2 separate regions of the Mus musculus genome follow, and region 2 is linked to region 1. Evidence: chromatin loops called from intact Hi-C (ENCODE). Cell type or tissue: left cerebral cortex. All regions are shown on one strand. Links, peaks and the distances in the headings refer to the core of each region. The heading gives the core; the rest is flanking DNA. Region 1 overlaps Gfm2 (G elongation factor, mitochondrial 2). Region 2 overlaps Utp15 (UTP15 small subunit processome component).

The links. Peaks named below come from ENCODE experiments on the same cell type or tissue, not always from the same donor. Only the 100,000 strongest peaks of a DNase experiment are listed, where the experiment ranks them.
Region 2: a loop joins it to region 1, with 2.6 times the contacts of the local background. A loop is called at or near these places in 2 of 42 quality-filtered maps.

What each region holds. Positions count from the first base shown.
Region 1 is chr13:97,170,213-97,178,551 of GRCm38, reverse strand. Gfm2 (G elongation factor, mitochondrial 2) reads right to left here. Exons shown (of 21, transcript NM_177266.5): 17 at 6,928-7,066; 18 at 5,861-6,040; 19 at 5,497-5,612; 20 at 3,508-3,690; 21 at 2,101-2,952. The coding sequence ends at 2,815. Hexb (hexosaminidase B) reads left to right here. Exons shown (of 14, transcript NM_010422.2): 11 at 498-672; 12 at 1,406-1,496; 13 at 1,651-1,755; 14 at 1,963-2,221. The coding sequence ends at 2,023. Among named protein-coding and RNA genes, the nearest start is that of Hexb, 24 kb to the left of the region's middle. In left cerebral cortex, for the core only: a CTCF peak has its summit at 4,835 (motif pointing left); DNase peaks (open chromatin) are centred at 1,635, 4,224 and 5,597; H3K27ac peaks cover 968 bases.
Region 2 is chr13:98,250,529-98,258,867 of GRCm38, reverse strand. Utp15 (UTP15 small subunit processome component) reads left to right here. Exons shown (of 13, transcript NM_178918.3): 5 at 854-1,032; 6 at 1,642-1,767; 7 at 3,814-3,949; 8 at 5,140-5,224; 9 at 5,974-6,123; 10 at 6,838-6,939; 11 at 7,950-8,083; 12 at 8,238-8,296. Among named protein-coding and RNA genes, the nearest start is that of Utp15, 8.3 kb to the left of the region's middle. In left cerebral cortex, for the core only: a CTCF peak has its summit at 3,787; a DNase peak (open chromatin) is centred at 3,725; H3K27ac peaks cover 481 bases.

The DNA of each region.
Region 1 (8,339 bases), core at 306-8,305:
TTCCAGAGGTCCTGAGTTCATATCCCAGCAACCACATGGTGACTCACAACCATCTGTAATGAGATCTGATGCCCTCTTCTAAAGTGCAGGCTTACACGCAGGCAGAATGCTATATACACAATAAATAGGTAAATCAATATATACTTTTAAGAAGTATTTTTTTCTGACAAAATTATTTCTTACAAGCCCAGCTGCCACTGTTACCTTTCTAGGGGGCTGGTGACGTCTCATGGTTCAAGGTTAAGTAGAATATTGCTGTGGTAGAAATAGATTTGAGGTGCAAATCTTACCCATCTCTGAAATATTAGCTATAGTCAAAAGTTAAATATCCAACTTTAAAGGTTAATGTGAATAGCACATGGCACTGATCAAGAAAAAAAGGATGTATGATTTCTCTAAGATCTTAGAAATTTATGTTTACCAATCATGAGCCCATGAACCTGTAAGATTGTATTTACTGGACCTAATTCTGTGATTGCAATCCGTACCTCTAACAGCTTCAGCCGGGCACAGTAGTCGAAGTGTGGAAGAGTGAGCATTATTCATATGAGCTAAAGCAAGTCACAGGCTCTGGCTTCCCTGCCATCCTTTCTGCTCCTTGGTACTTAGACCTGATCAGCTATGGGCAAGACTGGAAAAACTACTACAAAGTTGAGCCCCTTAATTTTGAAGGTAAGCAAAGCAAGCGTCATGTAACTCCCACTCCTGAATCTAATCTGGATACTTCTCCACTGTCCACTGTCCTGAGGGCGACAACGTGTAGCCTGAAGGAAATACATAGCAGGCCCTTAGATTCTGCCCCTGTTTTCATGGAGTTGCTCTTTGTATCTGAGATGTCTAAGTGCGTTAATTTTGAAAGACACCTACGTTGCACGTAACTCCTAAGTGAGGCTTTTGGTCCCTTTACTAGCAATTCTATTTTATATAGTTTTTGTATTTCAGTCTTTAGAAAATGATTATATGATTAAAAGTTTCAAAAATATTGATCCACTAGAAACTATGACTTTCTCTAGAAAGCATTTTCAGGATCAAAAAATAAATAAATAAATATAAATATATTTTTATAAATACATATTTATAAAAAAATAGTTCTTAAATACTCTTTCTTGTTTTGTTATGAAATACCAAGGAATAAGTATAGTGGTAAACCCATTGAAATGAAGCTTGTATTTTCTCAAACACCACTAATAGGAAATGCAGGGAGGGGTTGAATGTGGGGGACCCTAGGAGAAGCACCTGCGCCCCAGGCTCACCACAATCCTCTATTATGTGGAAGAGCACTGAGCCAGGGTGGGAGTAAAGGCTCTGCTGCCTACAGGAGGGTACAGAGCAGTGATGTAGGATGACTCTGGAAAGGAAACCAGGGTTGTACAGCTTAATCTCTCTCTTAACCACCGTCATGCAGGCTCTGAGAAGCAGAAACAACTTGTTATTGGTGGAGAAGCTTGCCTGTGGGGAGAATTTGTGGATGCAACTAACCTTACTCCAAGATTATGGTAAGGAATTAAAGTGGGGCCAGCTGGCTTGAAGGATGCCTTGGCTTTTATTCTCCATGTAAGCAGGAGAGAGCTCCTAATCTCCTTATGCAGTTGACTTAAGGAAAAAAAAAAAGTCTAGACTGCTTTGGAAACTGCATATTTTAAAATTCAGGCCTCGAGCAAGCGCTGTTGGTGAGAGACTCTGGAGCCCTAAAACTGTCACTGACCTAGAAAATGCCTACAAACGACTGGCCGTGCACCGCTGCAGAATGGTCAGGTGAGACACTTCCTTCCTGATCTAGGATCTCTTCCATTCACTGTCACTAGCCCATGGAAGATATATTTCAATATAACTGCCATCTTAAGGGAGTTAATAGCTTAAATTAGAATATTAAAACATTGCAAAGGTGGGGGAGGATTTGCTAAGGTGCCATGAGACAGGAGGCCACCATCTAAAATATCTCTCTGTGTTGTCTGTCTACAGCCGTGGAATAGCTGCACAACCTCTCTATACTGGATACTGTAACTATGAGAATAAAATATAGAAGTGACAGACGTCTACAGCATTCCAGCTATGATCATGTTGATTCTGAAATCATGTAAATTAAGATTTGTTAGGCTGTTTTTTTTTTAAATAAACCATCTTTTTATTGATTGAATCTTTCTATCCCTGAATCAAACACTGAATCTTTTATGTGAGCAGCTTAAGAAAATAAAAGGAAAAGCCTTGCACTAGCACTCCAGAGGGCTGCCCTGTGTGGATACTGTCATCTTGCAATGGTTTAAAAGAGAGATGTCAGGCTAGAAAGAAGGCTGAGGTATTTAAGATCACTCTTGCAGAGGACCCGAGCTCAGGCCCTGGATCTCCGTAATCACACCACAATTCCAGCTCCAGGGGGATGGAACATCTCAAAAGTAAAACAAGAAATGTCTAAACGAGGTCCGCTCCTCACAGGCCCAGGCTTCTGGACTCTGCTCCCGGGGGTGGTGCTGTTTGGGGAGGCTTAGGCAGTGTATCTTGGCTTCAGGAAGTTCATCACTAGGTGGACTTTGAGAGCTCATTGCCTTGCTTCCTGCTGAGAAAAGAAACCTTTTTTTTTTCCTAAGCTGCCCTGGCCAGGTTATTTTATCCCAGCACCAGAGATGGCAGAGATAACCGGGGCCCAGCTGTGGTGCAATATAGCAAAGTACACCCAACAGAATTAGAATGGCAGCTCCAAGGGTCTTGTCAAGTTCTTTCCACACCAAAGCAGCAATTTACTAGCCAGTTAATAAAACAGCATTCTTGCCGGGAATAAAGCAGGCAACTGGCCCAGCTTTCCCCGTTTCCAAGGGCCTATAGCACATGGGCCAAGCCACTTCTCTGGTTGAGTAGAGCACTCTGGTCTTGAGGACTCATGGCTTGATAAGTAGACAGTTCTAAGGCAAAAGTAGCTGAGCCAGATGTCAGAGTTCGAAGCACAGTTGAATATCCCTAATGAAAAAAAGTTCAGTTTGTTACTGCACTTAATTTACGCCTTACATTTTTTATCTTGGGGATTATCTTAGACCACAGAAGAGAAGGTGGTGGTGAGTCCCACCGCCTCCAGGGAGAGGTTTTCAAAAAGAAAGAAAAGGGAAATACTATGGCAAAAACTTCGCATAGGTGAGCTGTGCATGCATTCTGAGGTAAGTGACTCTGTCCTTCCCCTTTGTCAGTCAGTACCCTCATGTCTATCCGAGGGGCAGAAGTGCCTGGGTGGGGAAGAGAAGGATGCTGGCCCCAAAATTTATAAGAAAATACATGGAAGCAGGGGTTAGACAGTTAACAGCCTGACCACATTTGAGACACTGTGCCTTAATCTTTGTGGCTCTGTGATTGGAAGTAACGTGTTCCCAAGTTCTCAGCCACCACTGAAGGCAAAGTTTCATGGTGGCTGAAACCTTGGCATGCATTCTCTAAACCCAAGCCCAATGCCCACAGTGTCACTCGCACTGTCGGGGTCATCTCCTAGAGTAAACAACGTGTACATGTCAAATGCAAACTCACCATAATCTCTGCTAGAGGAACGAATCCTAGAACAACTCTGTTGTCTTGGCGAGTCTGGATTTCCTGAATGTTCCCTCTTCTTTGTGCCAAGTCTGCCAGGACAGGGCTGAGGTACTCCCTGCTCACTGTGACCTCGAGACTCATCAGAGGTTCCAGCACCTGTTTGTCAGCTTTCTTCAGGGCCTGAAGAGATTTCATAAACTGAACAAATTTCTATTCCAGTACACGGAAGACAGAGGAAGGCTAATTCCTATATTCCTGAGCAGAGGGCTCTGGGGAGCTCACTGTATAAGGAGCCAAGAAGTTAGAACTTGTACAGTGGCCACATGCTGGAAAGAACAGCACAGGAGAGCACCTCAAAAAGCCAACAACAAAGGCAAGAGTCAAGACAACTGTCTACAAATACTTTCTGTATTTACAGTTTATAATCTTAGACTTCATCGGCCACAGAGGGAACCTGACCATGTTTTCAAGATAAAACAATCATGTGGGAAAGGGTAAATATAAGAGAAAAATGCTTCCTTTAGGGAGGGACTGGCCTCCCAGAGCTGCCCTCTATCCTTTTCAGACTTCTGAACAGTACCTCACTGCAGAGCTTCCACACCAGCAGTAGCTGCAGCCCATCTCGGAGGACTCAGTCTTGTCCCCCACTGGGCCCCAAGCCTAGCTCAGCAGTTTCTTTTCCAAGCACGTCTCTGGCCTTTCTTATTTGCTGATGGCATTAGTAGATCTCAGTTTGCTTAAATGTACTTCTCTGATTTCCTTTTTCCAGCAAACACCAGTATTTCTATTCCTGTTGCTGGCATCTTGATTCAGACATCGTCTAGTTCCTGTCTGTCCTAGACTGTCTTTCCCGTGCCAAATGCCAATCACTTCTGTGTTCTGACTATATATACTTCACTGATCAAAACATTTATTCTCCATTGTTCCCAGAACACAGTTCAAACCTTACTTAGTGCTTGAAAGCTTCAGTGTGACCTGTGACTTTACTCTCCAGTGCTAGGCTAAGGTACTCCCACACTGGGAAACCGCATGGGGGTTGATCAGATCTGGTGGGCCACTGAGGCAGGAGGCAGAAGGCCATGACACTCAGGACAACTCAGGTGATCACATGCATGGAAGATGCTTGGCCTAAATCTGTTGTTCAATGGGACTGATTTGTTTTTGTTTTTTAATGAAAACAATCTTATTTGGACAAATTCAAATATTTGAAATTAAAGGTTTGAGAGATGGTTCAGCAGTTAAGAATACTGTCTGGTCTTGAGTTCAATTACTAGCAACCACATGGTGGCTCACAACCATCTGTAATGGGATTTGATGCCCTCTTCTGGCATGCAGGTGTACACAAAGATAGAGCACTCACATACATAAAATAATCTTTAAAAAGAAGTTGAAATTCACATTAGATTTCCATTGTCCTTTACATTAAAGCCCAATGTCAAGCTGACCTCAGATCTGTCCAGTTAAATCCACCAGGCTTTGGGGCTGGAAAGATGGATTATCTATCTAATTAATATATATATATATATTCCCCTCTCCCCAGCCAGGCTTGTAGCTAACTGTAACATCTCAAAAGTAAAAAAAGGAATGTCTAAACAAGGTGCACTCTTCACAGGCCCAGGTTTTGTTTGGAAAGATCTTTTGGTAAAATCAGAATGTTTTGTTTAACCTTTCTGACCAGTAATTTCTAAAATCTTTCAAATGAAAATTTAGTTTTAGAAATCAAAGATTTCCCATACAAGAGCTAGTTTAAAAGTTTTAAATCCCATTTGTGTGTGTGGTATGTGCTCATGTAGAGGTCATAGGACAACGTTCTGAAGCCACTATGCAGTTCCTGAGCATTAAACTCAGAAGCAGGCTTTTGGTGCTAAGTACCTTTACCCACTGGTACTAGATCTGGGTGGCCCCATGGTGACATAAGGTCTGTGGAATCTGCGGTGCTGGCCTCAGTGCCCATCCTTAATGCAGAGCATGAAGGGTGCTCCGTACCTTCTGCATACACCGTGAGATGCAGGCAGTGACCATAGTTGTGGAGGTGCCAGGGTGAATCATCAGTGAGTGCAACGTCATTGCCACATCCTGGACTGGGGATCCGAGCAGAGGTCCTGGGTGGGGAGAATAAAGCACAACAGTACACACAGTCCAGTAACAAGGAGCAATGCAGCAAGAATTCATGTGAAGTCCAAGCACAGAGAACACTGGCGTGTCTGTAGCACACGGACCAACTCGGAGGCTGAGTGTAACATCAAGGCAGAGTGCACAGTGCACGCTAGTACGCCCAAGATCCTGGCTCAAACTCCAGCATGAGAGAAAAAAAGAAACAGTCACCAGGAGACAGGTGTGTGTCCCTTACCCTGGAGGCATGCACTGTGGACGGCACTTTCAATGGCCTCCCGAGAGGCCTGCAGCAGGTCTTCACCCACACAGTCAGCATACTCGATCTTGGCCACAGCACAGGGCTCTTCTGCTGGCCGGACTTCCAGCTCCGCACTCACCAAGTGCCGCTTGTCTCCAAGCACCCTATCGAGGGTGTCTGCGGACAAACACATGGAAATGCGTGAAGAATAAGGAGGGCCTGCACTCGAGGCTCAACGTTTGCCAGGATAATGAAGGAAGCCAAAGAAAGATGCCAGGAACAGGCTGCCCCAGGAGACTGTCTGCCCTTGCTGAGATTGCTTGTATCTGAGACCCCTCAAAACTAAGTCTTTAAAAGTACCAACCTTGGGGAAAAGGTAACACTCAAATTGTATGACATCTAGAGAGTATAAAAAGCTGATAATAAAAACTATAAACCTTGTTCCTCTGCCAATTTCCAAATTTAAATTTCCTATATTCCTTCAGCAATATTTAATGTTTCTCCCTCCCCCAAAACTAGTAAAGTATTTTCTGAAATACAGAAAAACAGCTTTCCGTGTTTTGTTTTGTTTTGTTTCTGGATAGGGGGTTCTATTTTCTTTGTAAGTACTAGGGACTGAACCCAGAGACTTTGCTCACCTTGAGGTGAAGAGTGACCACTGTTATTTTGCTTAAGGGAACCAAATACAGAAAACCTGAGTGCTGACATTCAGGACAGAAACATAAAAACTGCACCTCCTCTAGAATGCTATCTGTATAGGGACACTGTATTAAATAGCGGAATTATTCATGCACTTCATACAATAAATATGAATTGACTTCAAATTCTTAGTCCCATTTCAGTGGTAAGGGCTGGAACAAGCCAGTGATTTCACTGTCCCACGGCCACTAGAAAACACATTTGTCTGATGGGTGGGGGGGGGGTAGCAGTGGCACCAGGCCTTCTATACTAATTTTTTTTTAATACACACAGTAAAACTGTGGGAGACACTGGAAACTGTGACTTCTGTTTACACAACTAAACACTAAACAAACCCAGAATGTCCAAAATGTTGTATTTTTTACCTGTGGCGCGAACTGAGTTTAAGATGGTTTCCCGGTATGCCACCTGCAGAGGCCCTAGATAGGTCTCTAGGCCATACTCCCTCTTGATACGGTCATGAATAATCTCAATATGCAACTCCCCCATTCCACACAGGACAGTCTGGTAATAAAAAGGAAAAAAAATAAAAATAAAAAAATAAATCAGGGCCGGGCATGGTGGCGCACGCTTTTAATCCCAGCACTCGGGAGGCAGAGGCAGGTGGATTTCTGAGTTCCAGGCCAGCCTGGTCTACAAAGTGATTTCCAGGACAGCCAGGAATATACAAAGAAACCCTGTGTCAAAAAAACAAAAAAATAAAAAAATAAAAATAAACAATAAAAAAAAAAAAACAAAATACTATATATAGAAAAAATAAATGCAAAGTATGATAAAAAGAAATGATGTTCACATATTTAAGTAATTTTCTATTAATTACGACTGAGTTTCTTTTGAAAACTTTCTGAGGGCTCCTACATGAGAATACTACTTCTGACTAGAATATAAACCAAATGCAGTGACCTCTGGGCACTGTCTCTGCCCATGACAGTCTGGTGACCAGCTGGGTAAGTGGCACCAAGTTAGGGTCACACATACTTCCTAACCCCATACCAAACCTGGCTGGAGCAACAGGAGCACAATCAATGCTCGCAACTTCTGGATTATGTCTCTTCTCTTCTTTCTTTGTATGCAGTTTGCTTGTTATTTATTATTATTGTATGTGTGCTATGTTTGTGTATGGTGGAGGGGAGAGGCATGTGTAGAGGTCAGAGGACAACTTATTTAGATTCCAAGATGGAATCCAGGTGTCTGTTGTGTATAGCCAGTGACTTTACACACTGAGGAATCTCACTGGGCCTAGTTTTAATATTTTATGTGTATGGATAATTTGCCTGCATGTGTGTCTGTATTCTATTGGCATGCCTAGTGACTAAAAAGCCATAAGAGGGCATTGGAGTTGAAAACAGTTGTGAATCATCATGTAAGTGCTGGGAATTGAACTCAGGACCTCTAGAATAGTCAGTATTCTTAAACACTGAGCCATCTCTCCAGTCCTCCTCATTTGATTTTTGACAGGGTTTCACTTGTGTGCCGTCCAACTTCATATCAAACTTGCAGCAATCATATTACCTTAGCCTCTCAAGTATTGGAATCACAGGCAAGAGACACCCCAAACCTGGCTAAACCCTTTCTTTTCCTTTTTTGGGGGGTGGTGGTGGAATTTTCAAGACAGAGTCGCACTATGTAGCTCTGGCTGGTCTGGAACTCACTTTGTATACCAGGCTGCTCTAGAATTCAGAGATTCAGAACCCAGATGTCCCTCAACAGAGGAATGGATACAGAAAATGTGGTACATTTATACAATGGAGTACTACACAGCTATTAAAAATAATGA
Region 2 (8,339 bases), core at 49-8,048, 1.1 Mb before region 1:
TAACTTTAGTTTCAGGGTTACTAAAGTCATTGCTGAAACTGCTACTGGTGTAAAATATCAAAGTGGTTTTCTGTTTGTTTGTTTTTGTTTTTTATTTTTATTGCAAACTGTCAGGATGTTTGTACCCATCATTGAAACTCTCAAAACAGAAACTTTTTAAATGATAGTCTACTCTATGGCAAGTCTTCTGAAAGAGCTCTTTGTTTATGTTTTTTAAAAAGTACCTTTGCTGAGCTGGAGAGATGGCTCGGTGGTTAAGCGCAAAAGGTGTAGTTCCCAGCTCTCCCACGATGTTCACAACCATCTGTAAGCACAAGGGCACCAGGCATGCATGGAGTGCACAGACCCCCATGCACATAAAATAAGTAAATGAAAACTTCGAACATTACCTTCGTTGCAACGTTTAGAACTTAATTTCATCAGTTACTAGCATTCTAGAAAATATAATGCAAGGCAGTTACTTAATATTCTTGCTAATCTAATAGTAACATAGTGTTGCATTTCAGAGTTTGCCTTCAGGACAGACACCTGTTTTAAAGGTTTTTCCATTTCTCTTTTTCTTGCACAGACACTTTCTGTTTTCTGCAGTTGATTTATGTATTTACTTCTTGTATGTGTATATTCGGGTGTATGCACGGCCATGGCATGCGTGTGGAGGTTAGAGGACAATATTCAGGAGTTGATTCTCTCCTTTCACCAGTGAGGTCCCAGAGATGACTTCACTCAGTGAGTCATCTCGGTGGCTTGAACCTCGGAGATCTTTTTTTAAATCTGTGAAGGACCATTTTATGTTAGAAGATGTCAGCCGTAGCTTTCCCCTTGGTTTGTAATCTGTTGACTTCTGATCTTTCAGAGCAGTTCATACAGTAGATTTTACAGCTGACAATTATCATGTGGTCTCTGGAGCTGATGACTATACTGTTAAATTATGGGATATTCCAAACTCTAAAGAAATCCTGACATTCAAAGAACATTCTGATTACGTGAGGTGCGGCTGTGCCAGCAAACTGAACCCAGACCTTTTTGTAACAGGTTGGTGATCTGTTTCTACTTCATTGCTGTAAATTCTCTTGGAGTAGAGGGGTGTAAATGCTTGTTAATGGAGCTGGGGGTGTCCATTAGTGGTAGAGCACTAGCCTAGCCTAGAACGTATGTATTCTCAGCCTCGTAAATCATAAAGTAATAAAGGTTTGAATAAAGTCTGCTAATTTTTATTTTTTTCTTCTCTTGATAGTAGGTTGTGTTTTCCTCTAAATGTATTTGGGAATAGCTTCAGGGAGTCTTGAAAGAATCATAGATGTCAGGTTGTAGTGAGCCCGTGGTACCTGGTTATCAGAGAGCAGCTGTAGCAGCCATAGCACTGTGAGCTGTGTAGTAAGCACAGCTAAGTTTGTGGAGGTGCCTGTCTAGATTCTCAGATGGTGTCATGGTGGCAGGAGTCTGAAGGTCAGAGGCAGTTAAATTCTGTGTAGTATTATACGGTGCTGCAGAAACAATACTAGCAGAAGGTTTGGAAATGCATGTTTTCAAAAAAATCTCATGCAGTTTTTTTTTTCTCCTTTTGATCTTAATGAGTAGGTAGACAAACTTTTTATTGTTTTAAAGAACAAAATTTACATAATACAAACATTGGCATTTCAGGATCATACGATCATACTGTGAAGATATTCGATGCTCGGACAAATAAGAATGTTCTCTGTGTGGAGCATGGGCAGCCAGTGGAGAGTGTCCTGCTTTTCCCCTCAGGAGGGCTTCTGGTGTCTGCAGGTACTGCTTCTCAGAACAGCTTTCACCACTACTGTTGCTCTCAAATAGACTAGCTTTCTCCTCATCAGTCACCATTTGTAAATTATTGGTGTGCACCTGAGTTACATTGTAAGGTCTTGTTCCATTGGTAGGCAGGTTGGGCCAGTAGTTGTCACTTACTGTATCTGACTTCCATTGACTGACCCTGGGCTGTTGTTCACATGTCAGCTCTAATGCCTTAGACAGTCCTCCCAGGTGTTAGTGTTCTGTTTTACAATTAAATAAATGAGCGAAACCTCGACTAGTTTGTCCAAGGCAACAACACTGTGAGTGGCAGGCCTGAATCCCTGGAGTGTGAGAACTTGATAGATTAGGTGTGTGTCCCATGTGACCCCAGAAGCCTACTTCTTTTATTTCAACGAAGAAATCTGTAGCTTTGGCAGCCTTCCCCCTGATGTAGAGACATGCTGGTCTCCTTTCCTGTGTCACTTGACAAGTTCCTGTCTAGTAAACAGCACATGTGCTGGAGAGGATACAATGTAGAATTAAATAGGCCTTGATGCACTTCCATCAAACTAGTCAAGAGGGGTTCACTATGTTTACCAAAGTGAATTTCATAATCATAATTTATTATTTGTCATTAAAGCAAAAGTGTTGATATCAGAAAATGTATTCACCTGGCACTATATAGCTTTATGTTTCTTCTTTTTAAAAAAATCTTTTATACATTTTCTGATATTCTGATACCTGTTTAACGTAAAATTCTTTTTTTTTTTTTTTTTGGTTTTTCAAGACAGGGTTTCTCTGTGTAGCCCTGGCTGTCCTGGAACTCACTCTGTAGACCAGGCCAGCCTTGAACTCAGAAATCCACCTGCCTCTGCCTCCCAAGTGCTGGGATTAAAGGCGTGCGCCACCACCGCCACCACCCGGCTTAAAATTCTTTTTTATGTCATTGTCAGACATAACTCTTTTTCTTACTGTTTTAAGAAGTGGAAACAAAACCAAATTGAATGGGGAAGATGGAGATCTGTATACTGCTCTCCTCTGTCACCAGCTATGTGTGTGACCTCGAGCAACCCCTTAGCACCCCTGTGCCCTGAGGAGGAGGAGGAATTGTCTTAGATGAGTAGCTGCCAACTGATTCTTCTCATAATTGTCACATTCTAACGGGAAGGTTGGCATTTCGAGCTGAATGCCAGCCCAGGGTCTCCAGCTGGGCAGCCGAGAACCCCTTCTCCCCACGCACGCTGCCCTATCCCACTTCCACTTAGTGTTTTCTTGAAAACAATTACAGTTTATTTTATGTGCATAGATGGTCTGCCTGTGTACCACAGCATGCAGTGCCCTCGTAGCTCAGGAGAGGGGGTCAAATTCCCTGGAACTGGATGTATGAATGGCTGTGAGGTACCATATGGATGCTGGGAACTGAACCCAGGTCCTGTGTAAGATCAGCAAGTGCTTGTAGCTGCTGAGCCATTTCTCTAGCTCCTATTAATATATTCTTTGAAATCAGAGGATCGAGTCACCTACTAAGGATCTTTCTGATTCTTAGAGTAAAATTACTGGGAAGTCTTTTTGCTTTGTGGGAGTTCATAACATTTTTAGGAAATAGTATCTACATCATTTCCATAGCTGTACAGTATTCCTTGTGTTTATTTTTATTAATCTGTTTTATTACTGTGTACATGGTAGAGTTCAAAGGCAACTTTGAGGCGCCAGCTGTGTGCTGCCGTGTAGATCCCAGGATTAAAGTCGGGTCTCCAGGCTTGGTAGGGAAGTGCCTTTGCCTGCTGAACCGTCTGGCAGGCTCAGCGTTTCTTTCAGGGAACTTGTTAGACTCTTCTTTAAAAAATATTTCCAGTTTCCTATTTGTTTTGCTGTGCTTAAAATAAGCAGTAACGTAGTCATGGTAACATTTCTGTGAGTCAGGGCTCCTAAGCATCACAGACAGTGCTAGCTGCTGCTCAGTGCCCACCCTAGCGAGCTCCAGAGGGAAGTGCGTCTTAGATCCCCATCGTTCTGAGCGGACGGGCAGAATATCAACCTACTGCTTGTTTCTCTCCACAGGAGGCCGCTATGTTAAAGTCTGGGACATGTTAAAAGGAGGACAGCTGCTTGTGTCTTTGAAAAATCATCACAAGACTGTGACATGTTTGTGTCTGAGCAGCTCTGGACAGAGGTTACTCTCCGGCTCACTGGATAGGTAGCATTTTAGTTTTCTTGTTCATTGTTGTTAGCATTTACTACTTGAGAAATTGAGTTATTTTAGCAATATTTGTGATAAAAGATGTTCTAATGGTTTTCATAGAGGATAAAAATCTATTGCTTTGAAAATAGTTTGGCCTCCTATATTTACATACAACTACTTATTTTTCCCCAGAAATAATTTTATCCCCAGAAAGTCCCGTGTCAAAAACAAAAACAAAGTAAAAATAATAAAAGCTCATACAAATATTTCTTGCATGAAGCGGTGCAAGCACTATGGTTTTCAGTGGAAGTTTGGAGCACAGAGGCTGTTGCTCGGGGCCTACAGTGCTTACCTACTTGCTTAAGACCTGAGTGCCATCTGCAGCATCCAAATAGCCAAGTTAAAGATTCCACTTTTGATGTTCTAAAACTGTGTTGTCAAATAAGCCCATAGCACAGGCTGCATGTGTAATTTTAAATGATTAGTAGCCATGTTAAAGGAGGTTAAAAACTAAAACTTGCTTTTAAGTAACATATTTTATGTACTCTCTTATCTTAACATAAAAGTAAAAGTTATAATACATGGATTGTTAGTTCAACACGTAATCTGACTACTTTGTAAATACTGGAAGTGAATATTTTTCTAAAATGTATGCCATAATATAATCATATTTTATAAGAGTTTGTGTAGTGTTTAAACGTACCCGTTTTCTTTAGCTACATGTCAAGGTTCAGTAGCCACACAGAGCTGGTGTCCGCAGGGTTGTAGGACTTACTTTCTTTATTGGTTATTTTGTCTGCAGGCTGCCATTTCTTCCCTGCCCCTAAGAAAAGACTTGCAATGCTATTGCCGTGCAGGGATGGAGGCCAGGGCTGCTGCTGCTGTGCCCAGTGGAGGGCTGTGCTGGGGACCCTGCTGGGGGCTCACTGTCTGCTCACCTATCCTTTGTTTTCTTGCCTCTGTCTCATTTTTCCATGACACGGGGTCACTCTTAATTTTATAAGTGTATAATCAGTCTTTATTCAAACCTGGTTAGTGCACAAAACAGTTTTTCAGGGAGCTTGGTGATGAAGTACTTTGTAATTAATACCATGTGTCTTTTATGGACAGTGTAAAATTTAGTATTCATACAGTTTGTTAAGCAGAGACTTCGTATTTTACTCGAATGTGTTTCTGAGGTGACCTCCGAGCTGTCTCTCTCCCAGGAAAGTGAAAGTCTACAGCACCACCTCCTACAAAGTCGTCCACAGCTTTGACTACGCAGCTTCAATCTTGAGTCTGGCACTCTCTGTAAGTGATTTCAGCTCGTTTCAAAATGTTACAAACCTTGCCTGTGAAGTAAGAGTAAAATGGAGTCTCTGGGCTCTACCTTTGGATTTAAGTTAGCTTGTTTGCATTAAGACAGTTGATGCATATCTTGTCTTGGTAACTGAGTGGTTCCTATGAGGTGGCGCTGACTGCAGTGATGGTAGCATCTTGGCTGGGCTAGGAAGCTGTAGCTCTTTCTTCAGCAAGTGCAGGGTGCTGCAGCCCCGAAGGCTTCAGAAGGGTGGGGAGGGAGGAGCTGCAGAGTCGTCACTGTCAGGCTTCACCTGGAGGCACGTTTGCGCAAGAGGATATTGAATATGTTGTAAGTCTCATCCCAGAGAGGAAAAGTAAAGATAAGATATTGTGGGAGCCAGCTTATGAAAGTCGTGCCACTAGAGGGTCCTTTTTTTATTCAGAGAATATAGAAAATTACTTTGAAACTTGTCACGATGCCACTAGCATCTTATTAGCCTCTCCGCCAGCATTAAGGTTCTCATCACACTTCACTGGCAGTGCTGTGTGAGGATAAGAAGGTCTCTCCTTAAAGTGGTACCTGGAGGAAAAAGTGACTGTGCGATAACAGTTTGGATAGATCACTGTCAGGAGTGTGTTTGCATTGAGTGGAACTGTGGGTAATAAGATAAGTAGCAGACATGATGTAAGTGCTGTTCTGAGTTAAATGTACTATAAAATGTTGGTTAAAGTAGATTGATTTTTCTGATTACCATCAGCATCAAGATGAGACGATAGTTGTAGGAATGACCAACGGAATACTGAGTGTTAAACACCGGAAGTCTGAAGCAAAGAAGACGTCTCTTCCGAGGAGGAGGAGGCCTGCATATCGAACCTTTATTAAAGGAAAAAATTACTTGAAGCAACGGGTGATTATGTGCTTTTTTAAAATCATTTTCAAAATGTGACATTTCTTAGAAGGGTCGATTTCACCTGTTCCTGGAATTTACTGTAAAATAGGAGTCACCTAATACGTACATTTACTTTGCTTCTTGCCCCATCAAAGTTGGTTCCAGGTGTATGGACATTGTTGAAAAATAGTGGGGAACAGGGACTACTTATTTAATACCTTGAGTCATGCAATGATAAAGTACTTTCTCATCTTCAAAATAGTATCTGTCACCCACGAATTGATTTATTTGGTCCTCTAAATGGCGCAAAGCTGTAATGTCTCCTTGGTGTTGCAGAGGGCTGAGTTGTAAAGTTTCACTGACCCAGGAGTTCATTAGAGGGATGAAGATTAGACCTTGGTCTCTCTGGCTTGTTTTCATTTCTCTTTATATGCAGTCATACTGCCTGCCTTATTCAAATTTTATCTGTCTGTGTTTTCTTCTTTCTACTTATTTCTTTCAGTAATTTTGCTCAGAATAGAGCCACTTGGATATGTATATGCTAAAAATCATAAGTATAAACATATTAACATGGCAAATGTACCACTTAGCTTATGAGCATAGGAACATTATTTGTGCTGCAGTGTAAAAGCATCCTGACTTTAAAATGTCTCACTTTATTATGGAAACATCTGTTTTTAATGGAACTGTGTAGATACTAACTCTCTTCCTCTGTAAACTGCTCTCATGCAGGATGACATCATGGTCAGTAGGCCAGCAAAGAAGCACCTAGAGGGGTATGACAAGGATCTGAAAAGCTTTCGGGTCTCACAGGCCCTCGACAGAGTCCTGGAGGTGAGCGAGGGAGGGAGAGAGGGATAGTTTTCACTTATTTTTAAATCGTGTTTGCAGTGGGCATGTATTTAGTCCCTCTTAGTTTGCTTTCTGTTGCTGTGCAAAGACCATGGCCAGAGCAACTTGGGGATGGAAGGGGTTTCAGCTTACAGCTGATATAGATCGTTTATATATTTTATTAGTATATATCTATACTTAATTATATAATCATACATAATTTATACCTAATTGTCTATATTATATGTAAGTATATAATACTTACATTGTAAATATTACAATTTACATATTATAGTTTGTAATCAATTATGGAGTTGGAAGTCAGGGCAGGAGCTGAGGTAGACACCACGGAGGAATACTGCTTACTGGCTTCCTCCCAGTGGCTTGCTCAGCTTGCTTGTACAGCCCAGAGCCACCTCCTGGGGTGGCACTACCCAAGTGGGCTGGGCCCCTACATCAAGGAAATGCCCCATAGACTTGTCCATAGGCTGGTATAATGGAGGTAGTTTTTAACTGAAGTTCCCTCTTTGCAGATGAACTCTGCTTATGATAAAAAATAAAAATAAAAAATATCCAAGGTAGGGGTCTGTTACTGGACTGGAGCTAACCAGGTAGCTGGATTGGCTAGCCAGTGAGCCCCTAGGACCCTCTGTGCCTTCTAGCACTGGGATTCTAAGTGTGTGCTGCTGTGCCTAACTACTGAGGAGCATGGAAGTAATCATTGTAGCCTTCGCTGCTGAGGCGCTTGCCTCCTATCCTAGCACTTGGGAGGCTGAGGCAGGCAGGTGACAAGTCGAGGTTAAGCTGGGCTATGTAGTGAAGTTCAGGGTCAGCTAAGGCTGCAGTGTGAGCTCTGTCAGAAACCTGGGGCTAGGACATGTGGGGGATCCATGTGATGGGCTTATGATTGCCATGGCTTGGGATTGTGACGATGAGCTTGGCGTTTACTGCAGCAGCTAGTGATCTTTGTCTGTCTGTTCTTCCGGATGTACTGACTGTGAGCATTTTTCCAGCCTAAATGTGTGATAAGGACCCCTGAGGTGACAGTTTCCATCATAAAGGAGCTGACTCGGAGAGGCGTCCTTGCCAATGCTCTTGCAGGTCGGGACGAGAAGGAGGTTACCCGGGTCCTTAACTTTTTGATAAGGTATGTTTGTGGCATAGGTCCTCCGTTACTGCCCGGTGAGAGACACCTGTCTTTGTTTGCCCTTCTGGTGGAGCAGGTCATGTTTGTTTGAGGGGTTTGTTGTTTCTTTTTGTGAGGCTTACAAAAGTCATTAAAAAGAAGTTTTGCTCTGCAGGAATCTGTCTCAGCCGAGGTTCGCCCCTGTTTTGATTAATGCAGCTGAGATCATCATCGGTAAGTAGCTGTGAACCACAGGCGTTTCAACGTGAGCAATTGG